Linked DNA regions of Homo sapiens: region 2 is linked to region 1. The links are chromatin loops, found by intact Hi-C in ENCODE. Cell type or tissue: PC-3. All regions are shown on one strand. Each heading gives the region's core, and the rest is flanking DNA. Links, peaks and the distances in the headings are about the cores only. Region 1 overlaps PLA2R1 (phospholipase A2 receptor 1). Region 2 overlaps MARCHF7 (membrane associated ring-CH-type finger 7).

Region 1 (16,998 bases), core at 3,990-11,989:
TTCATGTTGGTTTTACACAGCTGTGTAGCTAATGTAGCTAACAGTTTCCTGGCTAACAGTGTCAGGCACTTCTTCTTTGGCTTTACATAAGTTTAGTTATTTAATCTCCTCTACCCTAGGCTTATGCCCTTTAGTGGGATTCTAAGGACTGCCGAGGCCACTTGAGTGATGACCAAATTTATGTATCTATCTTAGTCATATTAAATGGCTTTACTGCTTCATTCTGGGATTATGTATCTGTTCAGGTGATTTTTAAAGGTCACTGAGAAAATGTTGGGAAAGAATCAAGGAAATAAACCAACTCATATTTGCTCCTTTTTTGGAACCCTGAAAATGGTCTCTGTGGCTAAATGTGGCATGCAGCAATCTTCTAGATCTGATGGGCAGAACCCCCAAATGGTTTCTGTGTGAAATGCCAAAGCCACACTATTACAAATAGCCAACAGGGTCAATGAATAGTGTGAATGCACTATAACTGACCTTGAGTACTATAAATAAAAACAACAACAGCTCATGCTTTTACTGAATGCTGGGTATCCCTGTCCACACCACCCAAGAAAGCCATAGTTGGTGTCTAGAGCTGTATGGAACTCTGGGCAGCCTAGCATATATTTATATATATATATATATATACTTATTTGGAATAGGAATTTTACTTCTTAATGTGGCATACGTGTGAAGTCTCTAATGTTACTATCAACTCATCCTCAAAAAAGCAGTGCCAGAGAAGCTCCATTTCTGGTTCTCAGTTACCACTTAAACATTATAGTGGTCAGGAACTGAAAAAATGATACTAGATCTGTAACAGCAAGAGTAATATGGGAACAGCAGAGCCTTGTAGGGAAAGAAATAATATGAGCATGCCAGGTACTTACACACTTATGAGTACCTGACCCTGTGCCTTGAGTGTATGCGCGGTATGCCACAAAATCCTCAAGACAGTTCTATGAAGTAGGTAAAAGTCTCCCATTTTACAGATGAGGAACTTGAGGCTTAAAAACATAAGTCATCCTTGCTAGGCACGGTGGCTCACGCCAGTAATCCTAGCCTTTGGGGGACCAAGGCGGGTGGATTGACTGAGCTCAGGAGTTCAAGACCAGCCTGAGCAACATGGTGAAACCCCGTCTCTACTAAAATACAAAAAATTAGCCGGGCGTGGTGGCAGGTGCCTGTAGTCCTAGTTACTAGGGAGGCTGAGGCATGAGAATCGCTTGAACCCGGGAGGCGGAGGTTGCAGTGAGCCGAGATCGCACCACTGCATTCCAGCCTGGGCTACAGAGTGAGACTCTGTCTCCAGGAAAACAAAACAAAACAAAACAAAAATAACACACTCAAGGTGTCTCAGTTAAACACAATGATTCTATTCCACTACCTTGATGTTGATTTATTCTTGGAATGTGCCCTCTGATCACTTTCTCTCTTTGGTATTTTTGGGACTAACAGTGTAGATTTTCCTTTAGAGATAGTACAGAATAGTGGTGATTGAGAGCATAGGCACCGGAGTGCCTACCACACATGGGTTCCCACCCTTCTTTGTAGATAAGCTTCAGTCAAGGTTACTTATCTTCTGTGATCATGATTTCTGCATCTGCAAAATGTGGTAATAGCCATCTCACACACTTTATGTATGTATAACACTTAGCATACTTCTAGCATATATTTAACAAACGATATAGTTTTTTCTATTATTTCCAGAAAGTATTGTTCAACTACACTAGTTATTGTAGCCAACAATAAATATTCAAGTTCTGCTCCTCTTCTCTGTTTGTCAGATACATATGTGCTTACATTGGGCTTGAGCCCAAAGTCTTTTATCTGCCAAAAAAATTAAGAAACTGAATAAGAAGAGACACAAGGGCAAAGCAAGACTCCCCAGTTTAGAACTTGGTTTCCAATAGATCTTTCTTTTTCAGGGCAATGGGTGGCAAAACCATGCTGCTCAAAATCACTTGTTTTGAAACTTAATGGAATCAATTACATATGGAGAAATTTATATATGTAAAAATACAGACATATAACTCAGTGGGGAAAAAACAGTCAAATTGGCATTTGGGTAACATATACAAAGAATGTCATTTAATGTTATGAATTGTTAGCATTTTAAAATAGCTACTTTGATATTATTTTGATTTTGTATGAATAACCATTACACTGGGCACGTAGGCTGGGCACAGACTAATAGCAAAGAATAAAAATATGATAAAAGTGTGATCCATCACAATTTACAGAAATTAAAGAGATTCATTTTACTTTGGTTTTTCCATATGTACAGCTGCTGTATTGAGGTAATGGTTTCAGATAAAGGTCAGTTTCCCACTTTGCCATTTTTACTGGGGGGAGTATGACCGGAGGAGGAGAGTGGAGCAAGAAGCAACATTCATAGGATGCTTTCTGTGTCTCCATACAATAGTGTGTGCCTTGTGTGGATATCTCGTTCAATTCCATCCACACCCCTCCAAGGGAGACCCTCATCATCTCTTGTAGACCATAAATTTGAGGTTTAGAAAGGTTAATTTGCCCAAGAGCTCTTAGCCAGTTAGGGCCAGGAATAGGATTAAGTCCCAGCCTCATGACCTATCCACACCTCACATGCTTCTTTCCAACACCAAATGTAGTAAAACCAGTACACAGAAATTCAAGTCACTTTGGATCAGAAGGTACAAAAACTCTTACCTTGTTTTTGTCCTTTAGGTTTTCTAAACCTTTAGTCTATCCTAGTACATAACATACAGAACATATGTTCTATACATATCCTAACATATGTTCTATACATATCCTAGTACATATAGAACATATGTTCTATGTAAACAGAAAGGCAAATGCACATATTAGAGAGGAAACACGTGTTCATAAACACAGGCTTGGTTTTCACATGATCACAGCCACTCACAGACTCTCAAGCACCAATGCTTGACAACGTGTGGGAAAACCTTGCCTTTTAATTTATAAACTTTGACTCTGACAGGTGACATATTAATAGTAACTGTTTATAAGAACAGTGTGTATTTCTAAGAATTTATTAACTTTATTTTTTAAAATTCCTTTTAGAATTTATACATGCAAACATTAAGCATAATAGTGACTATCAGTCTCAAAAGTGTAATCGAGTATTTTACCTGATAATATGCACCTGTAATATTAGGTTTGCAATGCAATATATGACTATGTAACATGTGCCTTTCTGCTATTAATAAGCATTAAGTTCTGCCACAGCAGTGTGGATTAAGCCAAGTGTAGTTAGTGGAGTGAAACCCACCTAAGAAGATCACCATCAGTTCCACCAAAAAGCAGTCAATTTGATAAAGGATGGTCAAAACTGGGAAATCTTCTAGAAATGGTTCAATCTATGTTTATGTTTTTGAAAAACAATTCATTAAATTTCCTGAGTGTTCTCATTTTTTTGCATCACTTACACTTTCAGATAGTGTTCTTGTTTTGAAACAGTCAATTCCAGAAGAAAGCACTCTGATCAACATGGATCATAGTGACAAGGATCTATGCTAAGCTTTGCCTCTTCCTTTGTCATCCAGATGCTGCAAATGACTTTTGTTGCTGTTCTTGTTCTAGATACTTCTGGACACGGTGTAAATACATCTGATATGTATCCAATGCCCAATACCTTAGAATATGGAAACAGAACTTACAAAATAATTAATGCAAATATGACTTGGTATGCAGCAATAAAAACCTGCCTGATGCACAAAGCACAACTGGTCAGCATCACAGACCAGTATCACCAGTCCTTCCTCACTGTTGTCCTCAACCGGCTAGGATATGCCCACTGGATTGGACTGTTCACCACAGATGTAGGTATCCTAACTCCCTTGAGACATCCTTGAATAATTAAGTTTAGCATCTACCTCCTTCATGATCTGGCCACTGAAATTAGCACTGAAAAAAAGATCCCAAAAATATTAATAAATATAACACTTAAATAATTGGTTTATGCAATTACCTGACCAACCTTATGAACAGCCTATGACTACAAAATAAGAGTGCACACCTCTTTAGGGTAAACATCCACTTGCCTAATGTCTGGAAATTAATACCATTCAAAGGTTCTCTGAAAATTTCCAAGTACCCCGATACTGCCTTGCATGTGCACTGGAACACAGCTGAAACTCAAGCACTGCATTTGGGAATTTGCGGCATTTAATGAATCCCCAAGAAAAAACGAATCATGCTTCTTGTCTAGAAATGTGATTATTAATTAGTTTAGTACCACTTATAATTAAGCACTTGAGGTTTTATTTTCCTCTAGGGATGTGGTTTAGAGAATACGTTATTTTCATTTTTTTAAATAAAATATTGTACACTCAAAGTAGTGAAAAGTAAACTAGTCTATCCTGACCCCTAGTTCTACTCCCTAATGTTAGTAATTGTGAACACTGTCTTGTGTGCCATCTAGAAATTTTCCATGTATACACATACATATTCATGTAATGGAAGAATATGTACATTGTTTTTCAAGCACAAATGAGATCCTATTCTACATGCTGTCTTTAAACTTGCTTTTTAATTTAATATATCTTTAACAACTTCACATGTCAGCACATAAAAATCTCATGAATTCTTTAGAACGCAGCATGTAAGGATATACCACAACTTATTAAACCATTCTCCTGTGAATAGACATTTGGGTTCTTCTCAGTTTTTCACAGTTATAAACAATGCACAACAAATATCCTTGTGCCAGTAGGATAATTTTTTAGAAGTAAAATTGCTGCGTACACTTAAAATTTTGACAAGTACTACCAAATTGCCCTCCAAGAGTTTGCACCAATTTACATGCCAACAACAGTATGTGATAATGTCTAGTTTTTTCACATCCTTGTCAACACCAGGTATTCTCAAAATTTTAATCCTTGCCAGTGGGAGAGATAAATGAATGATATTTCATGATTATTTATTGCATCATGTAGTACAGAATGTTTTAACTTCATGTAGTCAGTTTTGCTTTATAGCCTCTGGATTTTCTATGACTTGGAAAGGTTTTCCCCACACCAACAGTATAAAAAAATTTAACCAGGTTTTCTTTAACATGTTTATGTTTTCAATTTTATGTTTGAATAATTGATCAATCTGAAATGTATTTCACTGTAAAAGACAAGGTACTGGTCCAATTTCACGCCGATTGCTCACTAGAAAATCATTGTGGCAGGGAGCCAAGAATTCCTAAAAATCAAAAAAGATCTCATTTGTGGCAGATATTCCTGTTTGTCAAGCTGTATTCACAGATGTCCTAGCCCCTCTTTAAAAAGGTGTGCAGAAATAGCAATCGATGTGGGAATTGTAGCATGCTCAGATAACACTGGGTGATGCTGCCAGCCGTCGTGGCAAGGAAATGATGGCTCAGTTTTCCTCCACAGAATGGTCTTAATTTTGACTGGTCTGATGGCACCAAATCTTCTTTCACTTTTTGGAAAGATGAGGAGTCCTCCCTCCTTGGTGACTGCGTTTTTGCCGACAGCAACGGACGCTGGCATAGCACAGCCTGCGAGTCATTTCTGCAAGGTGCCATTTGTCATGTGCCACCTGGTAGGTTCAATTCTATTCAACTCAAAAATATACCTTATTTAACTACTGTATGCAAGACACTGTGCTAAGCAAAGGATATGAGGATGAGTATAGTAAGAAGTCTCTCTTCAAGAAGCCTCTGGTCTGGTTGGTGATGTAAAGAATAACAGAACTACAAAATGATATAAGAGAGGTAGCAAATGTTATGGGGGTTATCAAGAAAAAGAATGCATTGTATTCATTTGGAGAAAGGTAGAAAGGCTTCTTGAAGGACATGGCAGTGCAGATGGGCCTTGATAAATAGGTGGGTGTAGATGGGTAATAATGGGACATGGAAAGGCATTCTGAGGAGAAAAGCTGGATGAAAATGGGGAAGGAAGACAGGACGAGGCTTACGTAAGACAAAGCCGATGTTGGGATTTGCCTGAATGCAGGTTAGGCGTAAGGGAGGGGTGGGAAATTAGATGAGAAACATGGGCTTCAAGCATGTGTGGAGGACTTTGAGGATTCATGTTTAAATAAAAGATTGATAGGATTCCAGAGCTACAATAATGATGGTGGTGATATTGTTTGGATATTTACTAGATATCTGGCTCTGCACTTTACATAATATCTCATTTACACTTAAAGTTCACCTGGCCTAACCCCTTTATTAAAAATGAAATGTAAACTCAGAGCATTAAATAGTTTCCTAAGTGTCTCACAGCTGTCCATCACCAGTACCAAGAGTAGAAATCAAGTTTCCTGCATAGAATTCACTAACACAAGCTGGCCTCCTTTTAAATCTCTCATTTAGTAAAAGTGCATGTATTTACTTACATTCTGGGTACTGTATCAAATAACATACAAATTATATATTTTTAGATCAAAACAATTCAGGATTAAATGTAAATGATAGCCACATATATCTTGGAAAAGCTAATTCTACTTCTAAAACTCCATAAAAGCTGTCCTTCCCTTTTCTCCTTTTTTTTTTTTTTTTTTTTGTTAGCACTTGCCTTTTCTTGGAATCTTGTCCTTTCAATAACAATGCATTTATTGAATGCTTAAGAAGTGTCAGGCTCTAACTCATTGAAACTTCTCAACTTGTAAGGAAGGTGGCTGTGTGGCTCACACCAGTAATCCCAGCACTTTGGGAGGCAGAAGCAGGAGGACCTCTTCAGGCCAGGAGTTTGAGACCAGCTTGGTTAACACAGTGAGACTCGTTAAAAAAAAAAAAAAATTCAATTATCTGGGCTTGGTGGTACGTGCCTATAGTCCTAGCTACTTGGGAGGCTGAGGCTGGAGGATCACTTGAGCCCAGGAGTTTGAGGCTGCAGTGAGCTGTGATTGTGCCACTGCACTTCAGCCTAGGTGACAGAGTGAGACTTTGTCTTTTAAAAAGTTTTTTGTAATTAAAAAAAATATTTTTAAAGGTTTTGTTGTTAGCTCTCTTTTATAGATAAAGAAACCAAGTGCAAGGTAACATGCCCATGGTCACGCAGCTAGTAAGTGGTGGAGCCGGGATCTCAGCATGGATGTGTCTAACTCTCATGCTTGCTCTCTGAAATAAAGTCCCTCTGGAGTTCCCTTATTTATTTTATGTTATGCTATGTTATGATACTTTATTGAATGCATTATTTTCTTTCACAGGTTTATTAGTGGGTAAGGACTTTTCAAATCTGTGATACACAGCACTGCATGAAATGCATACATTTGGAAATCTCTTTTACCAGCATCAGTCAGCTGCCACTCTCTCTGGGAGTCATAGCCCCTGCTTGTTCCAACCTTTAGGATGCTAATTGTAAACATGAAAGAGCCACCCTCACCCAGGCAGCACCCAAACTAAGCCTACAAAGCTGTGCCTTAACATATCTTGTTATGTTTAGGTAAAGATTATTTCTGTCAGAAATGCTATAAACTGGTCCTAGTTTTATAATCATTTACATGAAACCCAATCTTTCAGAGTATTACCATGAAAATCTTGTTACATATATTTATCTTGATCTTTTATAGAATGTAATGTAATATTTATCTCAATAAATAAACCCAGTCACCACCCTGAAATCATAACTGGCTTTTCTTCACAGAAACAAGACAATCTGAACACCCAGAGTTGTGCTCAGAAACATCTATTCCCTGGATAAAATTTAAAAGTAATTGCTACAGTTTTTCTACAGTCCTAGACAGTATGAGTTTTGAGGCTGCTCATGAATTTTGCAAAAAGGAAGGTAATTGTTTTTGTGATGGTAAAAATGCTTTCATGTGCTCCTTCTTGCCATTTCAGTAAACAATGTGGATTTCTTTATTCATCCCATTATTTAGTGACTTTAGGAGCAACAAAAACTAAACTATTGAAAAAATAAATACTATTGAAATTGCTTGTTTGGAGGACAGCTACTATATGAAACAATGTCCAGTGTAGAATTTGGAAACCTAAGATGATGTCTCAGCATACTGCACTTTCTGAAGAAAACGTTCCTTTTGCATGCATTTGCATTATGAATTTTGAATGTTCCCTAAAATTAATATTCTATGCCTTAACTTCTGACGTGCAAGCTTGTATCTTTTAAAAAATGTGGTTTTACTTTTTTAATTTAAAGTCTCTTCTTTATAATGGAAATTTTCACTTTTCAAAACCTGAGCTTTACAATTAATAGTATAGGAAACATTTTTTAAAGTATATTTATGTGTAAACACAAATATTCCTTTGCTACTTGTCTCTCTTATAGGTTCTAATCTTTTAACAATCAAGGATGAGGCTGAAAATGCATTTCTCCTAGAAGAGCTGTTTGCTTTTGGTTCTTCTGTCCAGATGGTTTGGTTGAATGCTCAATTTGATGGTAACAGTAAGTGATTTGGGTAGAGGAGAGGACATAAATAAATACATGGTTGTTAAAGCTGATGATAATGGCATCTGTGAGCCAGAAAACTCTCCTTGGATACGTTTTCTGAGAAAAAATAGCATGAAGCCTAAAGCCATTTCTTCCAAAAACAACATTGCAACCCTTTTCTTTACCCTTTTGTCTTTTAAAATAATCCCAGAACACCAAAAATAAAAACAAACAATAACATGTTTATCTTTACCCTTAGCAGGAAGATGCTTGGCTGGAACTTTGTGTTCACAGACTTAGTCATTGCATACCAAAACCATATTTACTGGAAAATATCCCAGGTTTCTAAATGTTATAAAAGCACAATAGAGTTATGGAAATGTTTCCATGATGAACTGTGCTGTTAGGATTCTTATTTGCTACTCATAAAAACCAGAGTTTGTAATAAAATGGAAGCATGGTATTCTTTTCTTTATGTAATTGATGGTTATTGAAAGGTACTTGTGAAGAAAATTATTTTAATTGGTATGGAGAGCTTGTTACAGTGGTGTACCAAGGTTGGGGGTGAGCCTACCCTTTCGAGGAGGAGTATTTTAATCACCAACATTGTTTAGAATTTCAAGCAGATGGTGATAATAAAAAGCAGACCAACTTTTAGTTAGCTGTATTGTTAGTTTTAAATTATTTTCAGACAATACACTATTGCCCACACATGGGATGGACTCTCCTACCGCCCCTACCCCCTTGGTACATGGCTGGCTTGGTATTAAAGAAATTCACTGTAAAATCTTTTTAGAAAGTGAGCCATTTTGTAATGATGAAGATGTTAGGACTTCAAAGGATTTTTCTTTACTCGATTAGTTTTGTTTATCAAATGATTTCTTTAAATCGATTATATATATATATGGAATATTTCAAAATTCAAACTGTCACATTAAGAAACATGATAACCTAAATGACCTAAATAAGAACACTGTACCTAAAATAAAGAGGCAACTTTATTAATGCCTACCTTTTGATGTTGAGTACATCACTGTATTTACTGAGTTGAATGTATTAGTTCAAGAGTCTCATTAAATTCAGGGGCTGCCATCCCATTACTGGGTATATACCCAAAGGACTATAAATCATGCTGCTATAAAGACACATACACACGTATGTTTATTGCGGCACTATTCACAATAGCAAAGACTTGGAACCAACCCAAATGTCCAACAATGATAGACTGGATTAAGAAAATGTGGCACATATATACCATGGAATACTATGCAGCCATAAAAAAATGATGAGTTCATGTCCTTTGTAGGGACATGGATAAAATTGCAAATCATCATTCTCAGTAATTATCGCAAGAACAAAAAACCAAACACTGCATATTCTCACTCATAGGTGGGAATTGAACAATGAGAACACATGGACACAGGAAGGGGAACATCACACTCTGGGGACTGTTGTGGGGTGGGGGGAGGAGGGAGGGATAGCATTGGGAGATATACCTAATGCTGGATGACGAGTTAGTGGGTGCAGCGCACCAGCATGTCACATGTATACATATGTAACTAACCTGCACATTGTGCACATGTACCCTAAAACTTAAAGTATAATAATAAAAAAATAAAAATAAAAATAAAAAAATAAAAAAATTCAGGGGCTGCTTTTTATGGTTAATTCCAGTCTTAGTATGTTTGATAACCATGCACATAATTCATAATGAGTCAGCAATTTTCTCACAGATGAAACCATAAAGTGGTTTGATGGAACTCCCACAGACCAGTCAAACTGGGGCATTCGGAAGCCAGACACAGACTACTTCAAGCCCCATCATTGTGTTGCCTTGAGGATCCCTGAAGGATTATGGCAGCTATCCCCGTGTCAAGAAAAAAAAGGCTTTATATGTAAAATGGAGGCAGGTAGGTAAAGTCAGAGAGTAATTCTTCATTTTGATTCTACCTTAACTAATGTTGACTGACTTCTTTAGCATTTAAAGGTTTTAAAATCCAAGTTGAGAGAGTATTCAGATAGATTCTGACATTATTGTTGTGTTCTGCACCAAACAAGTCAGAGAATAGTTCAGCTCCTTCTTTCTCTGATATGAGAAAAAAAATCATTATAAGTCAACTCAAAGACTATGATTTTTCTTGTGTCACCCAGGTTGATCACCTAATGGGCAAAAAATCATTTTCCCTCAAGCAAATAGAACTAGGAATGTAAACCAGCAACCTTCATTCTGGTGACTGCTACTCAGAATTTTTAAGGTTTATGTTTGGCCTCAGGAAATATAATCTAGGCTTATGTATATTTGCTGTAGACAAGAAGATGTGATTCCCTGTTGCAAGCATAATGTGTCATAAAAGTCACATTTTAACTTAATCATCAGTAACATACTTAGTGTTTAGTAATTAAAAAAAACAATAATTTTAGAAATCTAAGCTAGAAAATTCTAGTCACTGATGGTGGGAAAATGTCTATAATAATTACAGCAATTTCTAGATGTCAGTATTATAAAGGAGGGATTGCTGTGGCCTGTACTGCTAGAGAAGGCTTCAGACATGAGGTTTTAGGATCCCAAAGGATGAAGAGAATTATAGAAGCTGGAACAGAGGAGGAAAAGGCCCAGCCTGATTAAAGGCAGCAACTAAGAATGTGTTTCAATTAGAGCAAAGGGCTCACGTCAGGGGGTGATGGGAATAAAATTGGATGGTAATGTAGGATCCTTTCACAGAGTGCCAGGCTAAAGAGCTGAACTTTGTGGTGGAAGAGACAGACCCCCTATGTGCTCTGTAGACACCTGTGATGAAGTAGAACTCATGAGGATATGAAGAGAAACATTTGTAATTTGAGTGATTAAACTAGGAACGAAAGAGGAGGGGAGAAATAGGAAGAGAGAATCACCGGCCCTGTTGACTGATTTGAGCTGGGAATGAAGAAGAAAACACTGCAGGTGTGGGCACCAATGTTTGAAACCCCCACAGTGTGAGTCTCAACTCTGTGTGAGAGAAAAAAAAAAAAAAAGAAAAACATGGCTAAGCCTGATAAATAATGTGCCCAAGTTATCACTAGCTTTTAAATATCAAGAACAAATCAGAAACACCTCATGTCTTACAGGACTTTAAAGTTTCCTATAATGCAGATGACACCTGTTTCATCCTTCGCAGCAGCTTTCCAAGGTAGTGGAGCAATTTAAATATCCCCATTTTACAGACGGGAAAAGTGCCTGTGCAAACTGAGGCTACATCAAGGACTACAGAGAAAACTCTAAGTTTTCTAAGTGCTCTTTCCATGCCGCCCACTGCTTCTATCCTGAGAACAAACACTCTTAACAGTCTTTCTTAAAGATGTATCTTTATGTTTAAAGTGATGGTTATCCCAAGTACACTATACAAATTATATGACTATATTCAATTATCACTTGTGTTCTGAAAATTTGTGCATCTGATATGCATCAATTTAAAAGAAGTGTCTTCATAAAAACACAATAATACATATTTTCGACAGTTTAATGCAACGTTAAATGGCATTGTTTTTATATTAAAAGAACAAGTCTGGGCCGGGGGTGGTGGCTCACGCCTGTAAATCCCAGCACTTTGGGAGGCAGAGGCAGCTGGATCACTTGAGGTCAGGAGTTCGAGACCAGCCTGGCCAACATGGCAAAACTCCATCTCTACTAAAAATACAAAAATTAGCCAGGTGTGATGGCACACACCCGTAATCCCAGATACTAAGGAAGCTGAGGCAAGAGAATTGCTTGAACCCAGGGCAGAGGTTGCAGTGAGCCGAGATCACGCCATTGTACTCTGGCCCGGGCAACAGAGTGAGACTTCGCCTCAAAAAAAAAAAAAAAAGAACAAGTCTGGTTTTAAAAGTATGGTTTTGCTATTAGTAACAGTGTTGTGATTTTTTTCATGTCTATCAGAGTGAATGAGCATCAGTAGGACATCAAGGCAGTTCTTTTGCTCACAAATCCATTTCTTCATCTTCCTCTGGTTCATTCTCTATACCTTTCTCTGGATCTTTACCTAGATCAAAAATAGAAGAGTTCACATTTTGATATAACATCTACTTAAAAGATGTGTTTTTACAGTAGAAAGTTTTAAAACAGAAACTCTCTAACTTTTTGGATGGAGAAGCTGTTGCTCATTCCCCAAGACCCATGAGATCACAAAGGTGAGAAGATGCTGATTTAAAAATCCTTACAAAGAGTCAGGCAGATTATCATTGCTGGACAAACTCCATATAAGATCCCAACAAAACTGTGAGTTCCTTGTATGCAGGGTTTATATTTTACTCTATATTTATTGCAGCACAGTGCTGGGACTGAATAGAAACTTCTTGGCTTAAAAAAAACAAGCAGGGTGTATGTTTGTGAGCACTAATAACGATGATTACAATAAATCAAAGGTCAGCAAACTTTTTCTGTAAAGGGCCAGCTAGTAAACATTTTAGGCTTTGGGAGCCATATGGTCTCTGTTACATGCCATTGTAGCAGGAAAGCAGCTGTAACAATACATCAATGAATGAGTGTGGCTAAGTTCCAGTAAAACATTTTTTATAAAAATAGGGTCATGGGCCATAGTTTGCTGATCCCTGAGTAAGTAATGACATATTTTTGCTGAATTAAAAGAAAAACCTCATTTTAATTTTTGTATTTGATTTTAGATATTCACACTGCAGAGGCGCTGCCAGAAAAAGGTACGTTTGAAACCATACAAAACATTTTGATTTTTCTTAGAAATAATAAGATAGAAAGCAGCTGTATGACAGTATCTATATTACTTCATCGCCACTGAAGTTTTTCTTTTTTTAAGAAAAATATCTTCTTTCAGGACCAAGTCACAGCATCATTCCTCTTGCGGTTGTACTGACACTGATAGTCATTGTGGCCATTTGCACACTTTCCTTCTGCATATACAAGCATAACGGTGGCTTCTTCAGGAGACTTGCAGGGTTTCGGAATCCTTACTATCCTGCAACCAACTTTAGTACAGTATATTTAGAAGAAAATATTCTCATTTCTGATCTTGAGAAGAGTGACCAATAATAATGAGGTCAGAGAATGCCACAGACACCAGGGTAAGTAAAGAAGACTAAACAGGAGTCTCATCTGTCTTTCCCTTTACAGCACAGATGCCATTAGAATGTGAATTGGGTCACTATTTTAATTATTCTTGAAGTGATTACTGGTTTTGAATCTTAACCAAATCAGATGGGTTTTGATTTATTCATTTCCCTAAACTGTGATCCATTCTTAAAAGGGGTAAATTATGCATTGGTTATTTTTCAGAAAGACAAGAACTATTAAAAGAAACTCCCTATTGAAAACTCTGAAATCAATGCGAATAATAGTTTTTGCATTAATGTATCTCTACTAAAATTTGGGGGAATTTTAAAACTAATCTGGTATCTATTCAGACATTTACCTGCACTCGTACCATTAAGAAAGACAGAAAGAAGCAAAAAAAAATTAATCTTGTATATGAGAGGAAAAGGAAAGGGCTTCTGAGAGGATTCTTAGTTGTTTCTTTTGAATTCACTTTTAATAGCAGGATTTGGAAAATACTAATTTCTGTGCTTAAGGGTCACAGGTTCTGGGCTCTCAACTGATATTTAAGGTGACATTCATTTTTATTAGGTCTAACATCTCAAGCTAAAGGAGAAAGAAAAATACCTTCTTTTAAATGGCAAAGACCTTCATTAGCAGCACACTTTTATAAACAACCATATAGTTAAAATGTGGCCTTAAACTTTCAATTACTAAATGATGATTAAGTTGGATATTTTAAAATGTCTTATACATAAGCTTAAAGTAATATATTGAAACTTTAACAGTTGTACTGTTAAAACTCATGGACTTTCTGAAAAACTAAATATATAAAATAATATGTAACACTCTTAATAACTGGAAGATATAAAATGTAACTTGGATTTAAAGGAGAAGAGCTAAAGATCTGAATTATAGTCTCATTAGAACCAGACAGATGTTGTTGAGAAGTACTAAATAAATTAGTAATCTAGATATCTTTATTATGTAAATGAGTTTAGGTGTTCTATTTAATAAACTATTTTCTGGGAACGATCTCCTTTTATATTAGTCTAGTTAGTGTAGATGGTAAATAATGATTATGATACTGTCTGTAAATAAAAAATTACAGATTTTATTTTCCTTTATTAGTTCCTTATAAAGAAAACAGCTTCATAATCAATATCTAAAAATTTACTCATTACATAACTGTTTATTGAATTTTATCAAGAAAAAAGTGTACTGAGCATGGTGGCACGCACCTGTAGTCCCAGCTACTTAGGAGGCTGAGGGAAGAGGATCAACTGAGCCCAGAAGTTGAAGGCTGCAGTGAGCTATGGTTGCACCACTGCACTCCTGCCTGGGCAACTGAATGAGACCCCACCTCAAAAAAGTGCTGTTCTAGAAACAGAGGTACTAAGGTGAGCAACTTGGGGTAAGGGCTATCTTTTCATGCCACTTATTTTCTAATGAGGGAAAATTGACAGTAACTCAGTAAAGAAATGCATATGCATAAAATAGCAAGTGGTTATGAAAATGAAGTAAGGTTCCATGATAGAGAGAAACTGGGGGACTCTCAGGGCCTCCCTGAGAGTGTGCATTTTAATTATTACAACCAACTGCCTCAAAACCAGTGGCCACTAATCACAAGGGGGAGCTCTGAGAGAAAGTATGAATGAATTTCTAAGAGGCAAACCATCATCATTAGAAATACAATTTGAAGAGCATACCACTAAGAATGGAATCCTTGTGGCCTGCAACAGTTAATCCAGCTTCCAAAAGCAGCTCTTTGCTACTGTTATAATAATTTACACACTGGGACAGTCTACCTCCATAATTTTTTTAAGTATTGGGACTTCATTTTTTAAAAGATATTATATTATGTGGCAGTTGCATATTTATGACTCAAAAAATAATTGGCTTGAACTCACCAGATGGTATAAAAGCCCAATTTAACCATCTTTTGAGTGGAATTAAAGTTCTGTTCTTTTCAATGGACTTGGTAAAAACTGCTAATCAACCAGCCTTCCAGTCAAGGTATATAGTCACACATAATAATTTGACAAAATACACCATTAGGAAAGTGATTTTGCAGAAAGAAGCTGTATTGCTTCTCAGTGCTCCATACTTTGATGTTTAGTATTGAACAACATCTCCAGATAATCTGGACCCATGGACAGATCACACACTTCTTGCCATTACTGAATTTGCAGAAATAGTACTGAAGTATTCTGCTACATTTTTATATTTGCATTTTTTTTGAAACTTTTTTTCATTTTTTTTTTTTTTTTTTGGAGATGGAGTCTTGCTCTGTTGCCAGGCAGGAGTACAGTGGCATGATCTCAGCTCACTGCAACCTTCAACTGCCTGGTTCGAGCAAGTTTCCTGCCTCAGCCTCCCGAGTAGCTGTGATTACAGGCACATGCCACCATGCCCAGCTAATTTTTGTATTTTTAGTAGAGACAGGGTTTCACCATGTTGTCCAGGATGGTCTCGATCTCCTGATCTCGTGATCCACCCGCCCCAGCCTCCCAAAGTGCTAAGATTACAGGCATGAGCCACCGCACCTGGCCTCATCTGTATTTTTAATGTGAACTAGATTTTATAGCTATAATTCGAAAAGAAAAAAAAGTAGCAGGTAATGGGTATATTATACACTATTTGCGTGATGGTTACACCAGACTTTACCACTACATACTGTATTTATGTAACAAAATTACACTTGTACTCCTTACATTTATGCCAAAAAAGCGGCAGGATCACAAATTCACACATAGTTAATGTGCCCCTCCAACAGTCAATTATGTTCTATGACTAACCTGAGGATCTTTATAGAATCTGAGTAATGGAAATGCCTGGGTTTTTCCATTTAACAATATATTGGGCTCTTACAGTTACAACAGTCTTCTTTCGGGTTAAATATTTCTTCTCTTGAAGGGTCCACTCCTTATTAAAGATAAGATTGAACTGAATGTTTACTTAAACGTTCAGTCTTTTGGAGTTTCTTTACTCTTCTCAAAATGGTGGTTGGATATATAAGAACTTGCTGTGTCCTGGTAGTGTTGAGGGGAGAAGGTGACAACTTACTGTGGATGTATGTTAGCTGGTGTCCACTGAGAATAGCTGTCTGGCCTCACTCCTGGGAATTCTGCTGGCATCTGCTGTGAAGTCTGCAGTTGCTTTAATCTGTAGTCTGTTCTCTTTGATTTGGCCTCATTCTGGCTGTCCCTGGTGCTGTCTTATCTCTTGAGAACTGGCTGTGTCTCCTGTTGAATTCCCTATCCGAACACTGCAGTTCTTGGCTACAAGGCAGTCACTTCACCCCTGCAGTGGTGAGATCCCATTAGCTACCATTAGCTACTCTTTTCGTCCAGAAAGGCGAAATGCCATAGCAAACAATCCCACAGTCTTGGTGGATTAACACAGCAAAGGTTTATTTCTCACCCACACCTGCATGGGCTGGCAAGAGGACTTTGCTCTGTTCAGTCATTCATGGGTCCATGCTTCTCCTATATAGCCAGCCCTCTGTCTCCTAAGGCCTGGAGTCCTCCATGGGCCTCCAATCTGTGGCTGACAGAGGATGTTGACTTGAGACCCATCTTTGATTCATTATGGAGCTTCCACAGGCTGTTGAAATCCTCTAAGTCAAAA
Region 2 (8,000 bases), core at 1-8,000, 190 kb after region 1:
AAAACTCCCAAGAACCAATATTTTCCTACCTAAATTTGATAAAAGTATACAGTTCTATACATTAAAAAAAATCCTAATGACTTCCACTTTGGAGTATCATCCAAAATTCTGTAATTTTCCACTGTAAAACTTGTTAATATGAACTTTTAAAAACACATGAATTCAGAAGTTCTTAAATGTTTTATATGGTTTATTCATCCTGAAGACTTAAGGTACCTTTTTAGAAATCATTTTACGGTATTAAGGTTTTAGGGGCTCACAATTTGTAAAGTACTTAGAAGTCAAGAGATCTTTGCTCAAATTCTGAATGCTCTTGATAGATAATATGAATGCTCTTCAATGGTAATTATCTGTTAACCAGCTCACTGGAATAATGTCCACATGATAAAATAAAGAAAAATTTTTTACTAATTTAGAAGGAGTATTACATACATTGAATTGCAGTTATTTGATAATTTTCAAAATAAAAACATTACATGAACTCTACTACACTTTTATCACCGAAGTTAACATGTAAGAAAGTTTGAAGGATATACTTATGAACACATTTCAAGACATGAAGTGTTCAGAATGCTACAATAATGGCAGATACATAGAGACCCTAGCCCTTGCTACACAAAATGGCCCAGACAGCAAAGCATAAAGTTTCCTCTGGTACACTGACACAAAGAGCATCATTTACTTATAAATACCTAACATACAGCTGGCCAAAATGTTGTATTATGGCTAATAGCACACACAGTAAACAACCAACTATTCCATATCTAAAATACTTTGTAATATGGACACTTAAAAATTAGTACACTGGTAATCTTTTGTAGAACAGTAACAAATAAATTGAAGTTAATTTCCCATACTCTTTGGCTTTTGGAGTTCAATTTCAGGTTTCTAAGTGATAATACTGAGGTTTTGTTTTAATAATAAAAAGCCCATTTTCCCTCGATGTTTCCAATTCTGTTTTTCAATGAAATACATTCCAATTACCTTTGAGAGCTAGAAAATTACTTCTTTCTCTAAAATAACTTTATGAGAAAATCAGGCTGCTTGTTATAGAAGACAGCAATTTCCATTAAATCTACGGTATCTTTATTTTTAAGAAACATTTAAAAAATAAAAGCTTCCCAAAGGAAATAAGATGTCAACATATGAAACAATCTGCTTTCCAAGGCATACACTTGCTGCATCATACCCTCCCTCTCCCCAACTTCATTATTACTTACTCGGACACGTGTGCTTGGTTCATTTGTATTTCCCATCATATCAGAAAAGCTTTGTTCGCACAAGTGCAATAACACCACTAGGTAGAGACCAGAGCTGATAAACTCATACTCAGCCTTCAACAGGGAAGCAAACAGGAGAAAAGAAAAATACAGAGAATGAAAAATTAGTAGAATTGAGATTGATACTCACAGTACACTGATAAACTAGAGGAAATGTATTCATATCCAGTTCCTAATAAGGGACACAATGCCATTTATTGAGAAAAAAAGAATATCTTTATAATTTCATAAAATTTTACTTTTTATTCTCACATAGTCTTCTTTAGTGTAATGACTTTATATAAAAATGGAACTTTTAAATAATTTGATGGTGGAATGAATGCTTTGGTTTTCTATAAAGCTCATAGATTTCATTATACAAATGGCTATAGCTATATATATTTAGTTAAAAATTACATTTCATCTATAGCTATGCCAATATACTGCTGTAACTAAAATCTATTCTGATAGCTCAAGTGTTTTTCTGTGTAATATGATGAACATAAAGGCATAAATAAAAGAATGAATTAATAAAGGTAAGAGATTAATCATTCACACAGAAATTTGTAGTTGGTAAAAACAGTTCTTCAATTCAAAACTGTTCTGTTGTGTTAACCTAAAAGGAAGAAACTGAGACGAAATTTAACAGAGTTTATTTTAGTCAAGGTTCAGGACTGCTGCCAGGCTCCCACTTCCAAGCTGCCTTGGGGAGAGTGCTCCAGAGAACAAAAGAAAGGCTCAAATTTTTAAAGAAAAAAGGACAAATCAGGAAGGGAGAGATAACAAAAGTTGTTCATTCTGAATTCTCAACATTGGTTTACAGAAATAACATTGGTTAGTGATTGGCTATACACTATTGAACTATAGGGTATATGACATTTTATAGCTACTTGGCACTAGTTAGTCTAGAGGCCCCAAAGCAAGTGGCGTATTTAGCTCAAGGGAGAGTGAGATGAGAATGCTGTTACATTTTAAATACCTCTCTGAACCTGACAATTTAAAGGGGCTCATATTCCTCAGATTAAAAGTTTCTCTTTTCCCCCCACAGTTGTTTTCAAGCCATGAATACAAATCATAAATATAGTATTATTAATAATCTAATCTGTCCTGTAATTTTTACAGTGAACTATTTACAAACTGAATTGGGCAACTGGTTCATCAGACGTTAAGAACTCTATGTTCTTAGTACCAACTTCAGCAAGTAACTGATTATCAGAGTCTACTGAGTATTCAAGAAATTTGAGGCCATGTGCGGTGGCTCACGCCTATAATCCCAGCATTTTGGGAGGCTGGAGTGGGTGGATCACTTGAGGTCAGGAGTTCAAGAACAGCCTGGCCAACACGGTGAAACCCCATCTCTACTAAAAATACAATTAGCTGGGTGTGGTGGCAGGAACCTGTAACACCAGCTACTTGGGAGGCTGAGGCAGGAGAATCGCTTGAACCCGGGAGGTGGAGGTTGCAGTTGGCCGAGATCATGCCATTGCACTCCAGCCTGGGTGACAAGAGTGAAACTCCGTCTCAAAAAAAAAAAAAAAAAAAAAAAAAGAAATGATTCACTTAATAATTATTGTTGCTTATTTTTAACTTGAAATAATATATCCAGAACATTTTTAAAAAATTTTAAACGGGGCCAGGCACGGTGGCTCACGCCTGTAATCCCAGCACTTTGGGAGGCCGAGGCGGGTGGCTCACCTGAGGTCAGGAGTTCAAGACCAGCCTGGCCAACATGGTGAAGCCCCGTCCCTACTAAAAATTCAAAAAATTAGCCTGGTGTGGAGGCGGGTGGCAATCCCACCTACTTGGGAGGCTGAGGCAAGAGAATCGCTTAAACTCAGGAGGCAGAGGTTGTCGTGAGCTGAGATTGCACCACTGCACTCCAGCCTGGGCAACAAGGAAGGCTCCATCTCAAAAAAAAAAAAAAAAATTAAATGGTTATCACCTTGCAAAAGATCAAGCCACTGGTTAATGTGGAAATAGACTTATTAAACTAATCACTTAAAATCAGTGTAGCTATCAGGCCACTAGAATCTATTATTCATACAGAACAAACAAGTTAAAACCAGAAAGTTTAATCAAGGCTGTCACTGTTTTTACAATGACTCCACCTAATATTTCCTAAAACTTCTAAAGAATATGGGTCATTAAAATGCTTAGAAAATAAAAACATTCCTGAGATCAAAAAGGAAAAGGCATGACAGAGCGAGTCAAAAACAAAAAACAAAAACAAAAACAAAAACAAAAAAGGAAAAAACTGCCTTTGAGAGACAGGATGAAGCATCTCAGGAAGGAAGATGGCAGGAGAAACAAACCTTTTGAAAGCTACTCTCATTTTGAGAAGACAAGTTATGTATTTATATTTATCTCTCCATGATTCCACTTTTCCATGTTTCCCCTGGTTTTTAAATACCAATGCTCAGCCAGCTACAGAGAACTCCCTGGGGATTTAAAACATTTCATTGCTGAAAGTGATTTTCTTTTTGGACAACTAGTGCATCAGAGAATAAAACAACATAACTGGCATTAGAGTAGCACCTGTGCTACATTAACTGCTTAATGTTTTCATTCTTTAGATCAGTGATTCTTTATCTGGATCCAAGCAATTAGCTTCAAAGGATCTGGGAATCCCTTAGAGACAGAATTTGTGTCTATATATTTTATAAGAAGGGTACATAGTTTTAATCAGATTTTCAAAGGGTATCTATTATTCCCACATTTAAAAAAAAGTGGTTCAGAAAATATCATATATTAATGTATGATTCTATTTGTATGAAATATCCAGGATAAGTAAATCCATAAAACAACACAGACTGGTAGTTGCCAGGGGCTGAGAGCACAGAATGGGGAGCAACTGTTTAATGGGTAGAGGGTTTTCTTTTGGAGTGATGAAAATGTTTTGGAACTAAACAGAGATGGCGGCTGCACAAAATGGTTTTTATGTTTTGTAAATCTCATTCAATATAATAAAAGAGGGGAGGCCCATTACCCCTACATTTAAAAAGTGTTTTTGTTTTCTGTTTTGTAGAGACCGGGTCTTGCTATGTTGCTGAGGCTGGTCTCAAACTCCTGGCCTCAAACAGTCATCCCGTCTTAGCCTCCCAAAGTGCTAGGTATAAGTGTGAGCCATTGTAGTACCTGGCCAAAAAGTGTTTTTCAAGCACTTCATGCATTCCTTTTACAGCATATCTTTGTTTGTTTTTTTTAAACAAATATGCTAACCACACTTCAACAATTTGGCTCTAAAGTCACCCTTGTAATCTCCTTAAATACACATCTGCCCCACCTCCCGAATTTTCCTTCAGTAAAGAAAAAGGAGGAAATTATTGAGCTCTTCATTCTAAACTGTATCATTTATGCATCTCAAAAAACTTACAGCTATGGGGAAATAAGGTTGGCATCCCTATTTTGGAACAACTTTCCTAAGCTTAAGGGAAAAATAAAAAAAAAAAAATTATGAAATTCTAACACCTAATGCAGTAACAGAATTATGTTAAGAACATTATCACTGTTATTATTATTATTTTAATGCAAGGTTTCTGACCATGATTTAATCTTTTCTTCAAGAGCTGTCCTTGAAGCATAGAATAGACACTTACCAAATTAGGCAAAATATACTAACTTGTTCATTTGCATGAGCTCTATGTAGTTCATGAATATCAAAATCCTCCAGGTTAAGCTCCAACTTCTCTTTACATAGTTCACAGGTGGTTACAGCTTCTAATGAAGAACCTGGTAAAAATTAAATTACAAATAAAGCTTAGTTTTATAATGTCTTCATAAAACACTTTTCCTCGTTAAGTTTTAAGCTTAAAATAAATAAAACCTTAAAGGAAAGAAGAAGAAAAGGAAATATTACATTTCTGCAGTAAACCAGTAATGTCCCCTAATACAGCAGTCTATAATATCCAATGTGCACATCAGGTCCTGCCCTATGATAATAAGCCACCACCATTATTTAGATACCTTGGTTGTTTTCTTCCTCCCAGATACTCATACATCCTTGATCATGGGAAGCAGACAGAGGCAATGGAATGTCATCTGTACTTCCTACTTCCTCCTTAAGTACTTTGACGTGATGCCATGAAAACAATGTTTAGTGATGTAACATCTCAAACACCTAGTTACACACCCAAGCCAGTATCTTTGATGTGACAACACATACCTCACATACCTAAGACCTTTTGGAGTTTAAGGAATATGTCTGCCTTACTTGCTAGAATGGGAAAAAAGGGACCCCACCCTTGTCCAAATAAAAACAGCTCCCTTCAGTCATAAAAGGAATTAGTCTTTATATATGCTGCAACATGAACTTTAAAAACATTATGCTAAATGAAATAAGACAGATACAAAAGGACAAATATTTTATGATTCTACTTACATAAAATATCTGGAATATGCAAATTCACAGAGACAGAAAGTAGACCAGAAGTTACTAGGGATTTGGCAGAGAAGGGAATAGGAAGTAAGGAGTTACTGCTTAATGGTTAGCGTTTCTGTCTGGAATGATAAACAATTTTGGAAATAGGAGTGATGGTTGCACAACACTGTGAATGGATCCAACTGTATACTTAAAAATGGTCAAAATGGCATATTTTATGTTATTTATCTACTTGTTTTTACCAAACCTTTTTTTAAAAAGAAAAAGAAAACTTCCATATTCATTCAACATTTGATTATTCCTAAGCTTTTTGGTTCCAATTTGGTAGGTAGTAGTCTTGTGTAATTAAACTTGTAGGTTCTTTCTGCCTTTTCCTTTGTTTGTTTATATTTAGAGAGGGTTTCAAATGGGAAAATGGCCTTAAAATTAGGGTAGATAGGTTTAAATTCAATTCAACTAACATTTGTTGAGTGATTGTTAGGTGCAAGCAATTAATTAGAGGTTTTGGAGATTCAAAAAAGATTAAGTAGTAGGCCCTGCCTTCAAGGAGCTCATAAAACTCTAATAACCAGTGTCAGAATTTTTTAAGAGTAAAATTTGGCATAAGGTCCAAGACAGCAGTAACTTATGTACATTTTCTAGAAAACAGCTGAAAGTGAGTGCTAATCTGAAGAAGTATGCTGTCTCAAAATGGGCTGTAGTCAAATTACACTGAGTTTTCACTATATTTTGAGTATATGAATGAAACCAAGCGTCTTTTTGGAGTCTAGCATACATGAAAATGTAATATGGACCTTGGAGATAATTTACTACAGATTCTCTTATATCTTAGGGCTTCATTTTCTTCCTCTATGGAGTAAGAGACTTATTAAGGTCATTCAAAAAGGCTACACTCAGCCGGGAGCAACCCATTTATTTCTACATGTTTTTTCTGGAGACAAGATCTCACTCTGCTGCCTAGCCTGGAGTGCAGTGGCATGATCACGGCTCGCTGCAGCCTCTAGCTCATGGGCTCAAAGGATCCTCTCACCTTGTCCTGTTGGATTACAGGCGTGAGCCACCACAGCCAGCCTACTCCTATATTTCTTAATCAGGGCTCTCTCCATTACACCCTGAATTGCATCTGCCTAAACTTGTACTAGACTTATTTTATTCATCTTTGTATATCCTGTAGACTTTAGCAATCCAAACATAGTAGCTTCTTAATAAATGCTTAAATAAATCTCTACCAGAATGAACCTTCTACCAGATGGGATCTTTGTGCAGCTCTGAGAAATACTTCTCAGATGCCTATCAGGAAAGTTCAGTTGCTGAGACCTATACATTCAATTGGCCATATCTTGAAAAGCACTTATTATAACCTTATAAAACTAACTCCAGGCCAGGTATGGTGGCTCACGCCTGTAATCCCAGCACTTTGGGAGGCTGCCGAGGCAGGCGGATCACTTGAGGCAAGGAGTTCGAGATCAGCCTGGCCAACTTGACAAAACTCCATCTCTACTAAAAATACAAAAAATTAGCCAGGGGTGGTGGTGTGCACCTATAATCCCAGCTAACTTAGGAGGCTGAGGCAGGAGAATCACTAGAACTCGGGAGGCAGAGGTTGCAGTAAGCTGAGATTGTGCCACTGCACTCCAGCCTGGTGACAGAACAAGACTCCGTCTCAAAAAACAAAAACAAACTAACTCCCATTTAATTTAATCGCATACTTACCATGTGCCTGGTACAGTGGGAAACTATGAACAATAACTCTTTTGACATTCATTAACTTTATGAGGTATTATTCAATTTTACTGAAGATGGAACTGAGGCCCAACCCTAGTCCTACTTAAGAATCTTTAAGAGTGAATCTGAATCATCTGTTTTTTTTTTTTTTTTTTTTTTTTTTTGAGACTGAGTGTCACTCTTGTCACCCAGGCTGGAGTGCAATGGGGTGATCTCGGCTCACTGCAAACTCCACCTCCTGGGTTCAAGCGATTCTCTTGCCTCAGCCTCCCGAGTAGCTGGGATTACAGGTGTGCGCCACCACACCCAGCTAATTTCTGTATTTTCAGTAGAGACGGGGTTTCACCATGTTGGCCAGGCTGGTCTTGAACTCCTGACCTCAGGTGCTCCACCTGCCTCAGCCTCCCAAAGTGCTGGGATTACAGGTGTGAGCCACCATGCCTGGCCCATCTGTATTTTTAAAAACTCCAGTGGGTGATTCTCATCAGCAGCCAGGGTTTAGAACCAATGTTAAGAAACATGCTCAAGACCCTATAGCTAGCTAAGTGTTCCAGTAAATATTCCAAACTGGGCTTGTCTAACTTCAAAAAGCCAATGTTCTTAAACAATAACCTGTATTATCTGTTTTCCTCCATATC

The links. Peaks named below come from ENCODE experiments on the same cell type or tissue, not always from the same donor. Only the 100,000 strongest peaks of a DNase experiment are listed, where the experiment ranks them.
Region 2: it touches region 1 in a loop (9-fold over the local background); 2 of 110 quality-filtered maps call a loop at or near these places.

What each region holds. Positions count from the first base shown.
Region 1 is chr2:159,938,148-159,955,145 of GRCh38, reverse strand. It overlaps PLA2R1 (phospholipase A2 receptor 1), which reads left to right. Exons shown (of 30, transcript NM_007366.5): 24 at 3,568-3,806; 25 at 5,370-5,538; 26 at 7,587-7,727; 27 at 8,229-8,345; 28 at 10,064-10,240; 29 at 12,987-13,019; 30 at 13,154-16,998. The coding sequence ends at 13,368. Among named protein-coding and RNA genes, the nearest start is that of LY75-CD302, 42 kb to the right of the region's middle. RefSeq lists an enhancer at 14,880-14,929. In PC-3, for the core only: no CTCF peak of the experiment used is centred there; a DNase peak (open chromatin) is centred at 8,635; H3K4me3 peaks cover 345 bases; H3K27ac peaks cover 1,314 bases.
Region 2 is chr2:159,756,214-159,764,213 of GRCh38, reverse strand. It overlaps MARCHF7 (membrane associated ring-CH-type finger 7), which reads right to left. Exons shown (of 12, transcript NM_001282805.2): 9 at 4,879-4,988; 10 at 1,221-1,334. Among named protein-coding and RNA genes, the nearest start is that of CD302, 38 kb to the left of the region's middle. RefSeq lists an enhancer at 2,255-2,424. In PC-3, for the core only: no CTCF peak of the experiment used is centred there; no DNase peak of the experiment used is centred there.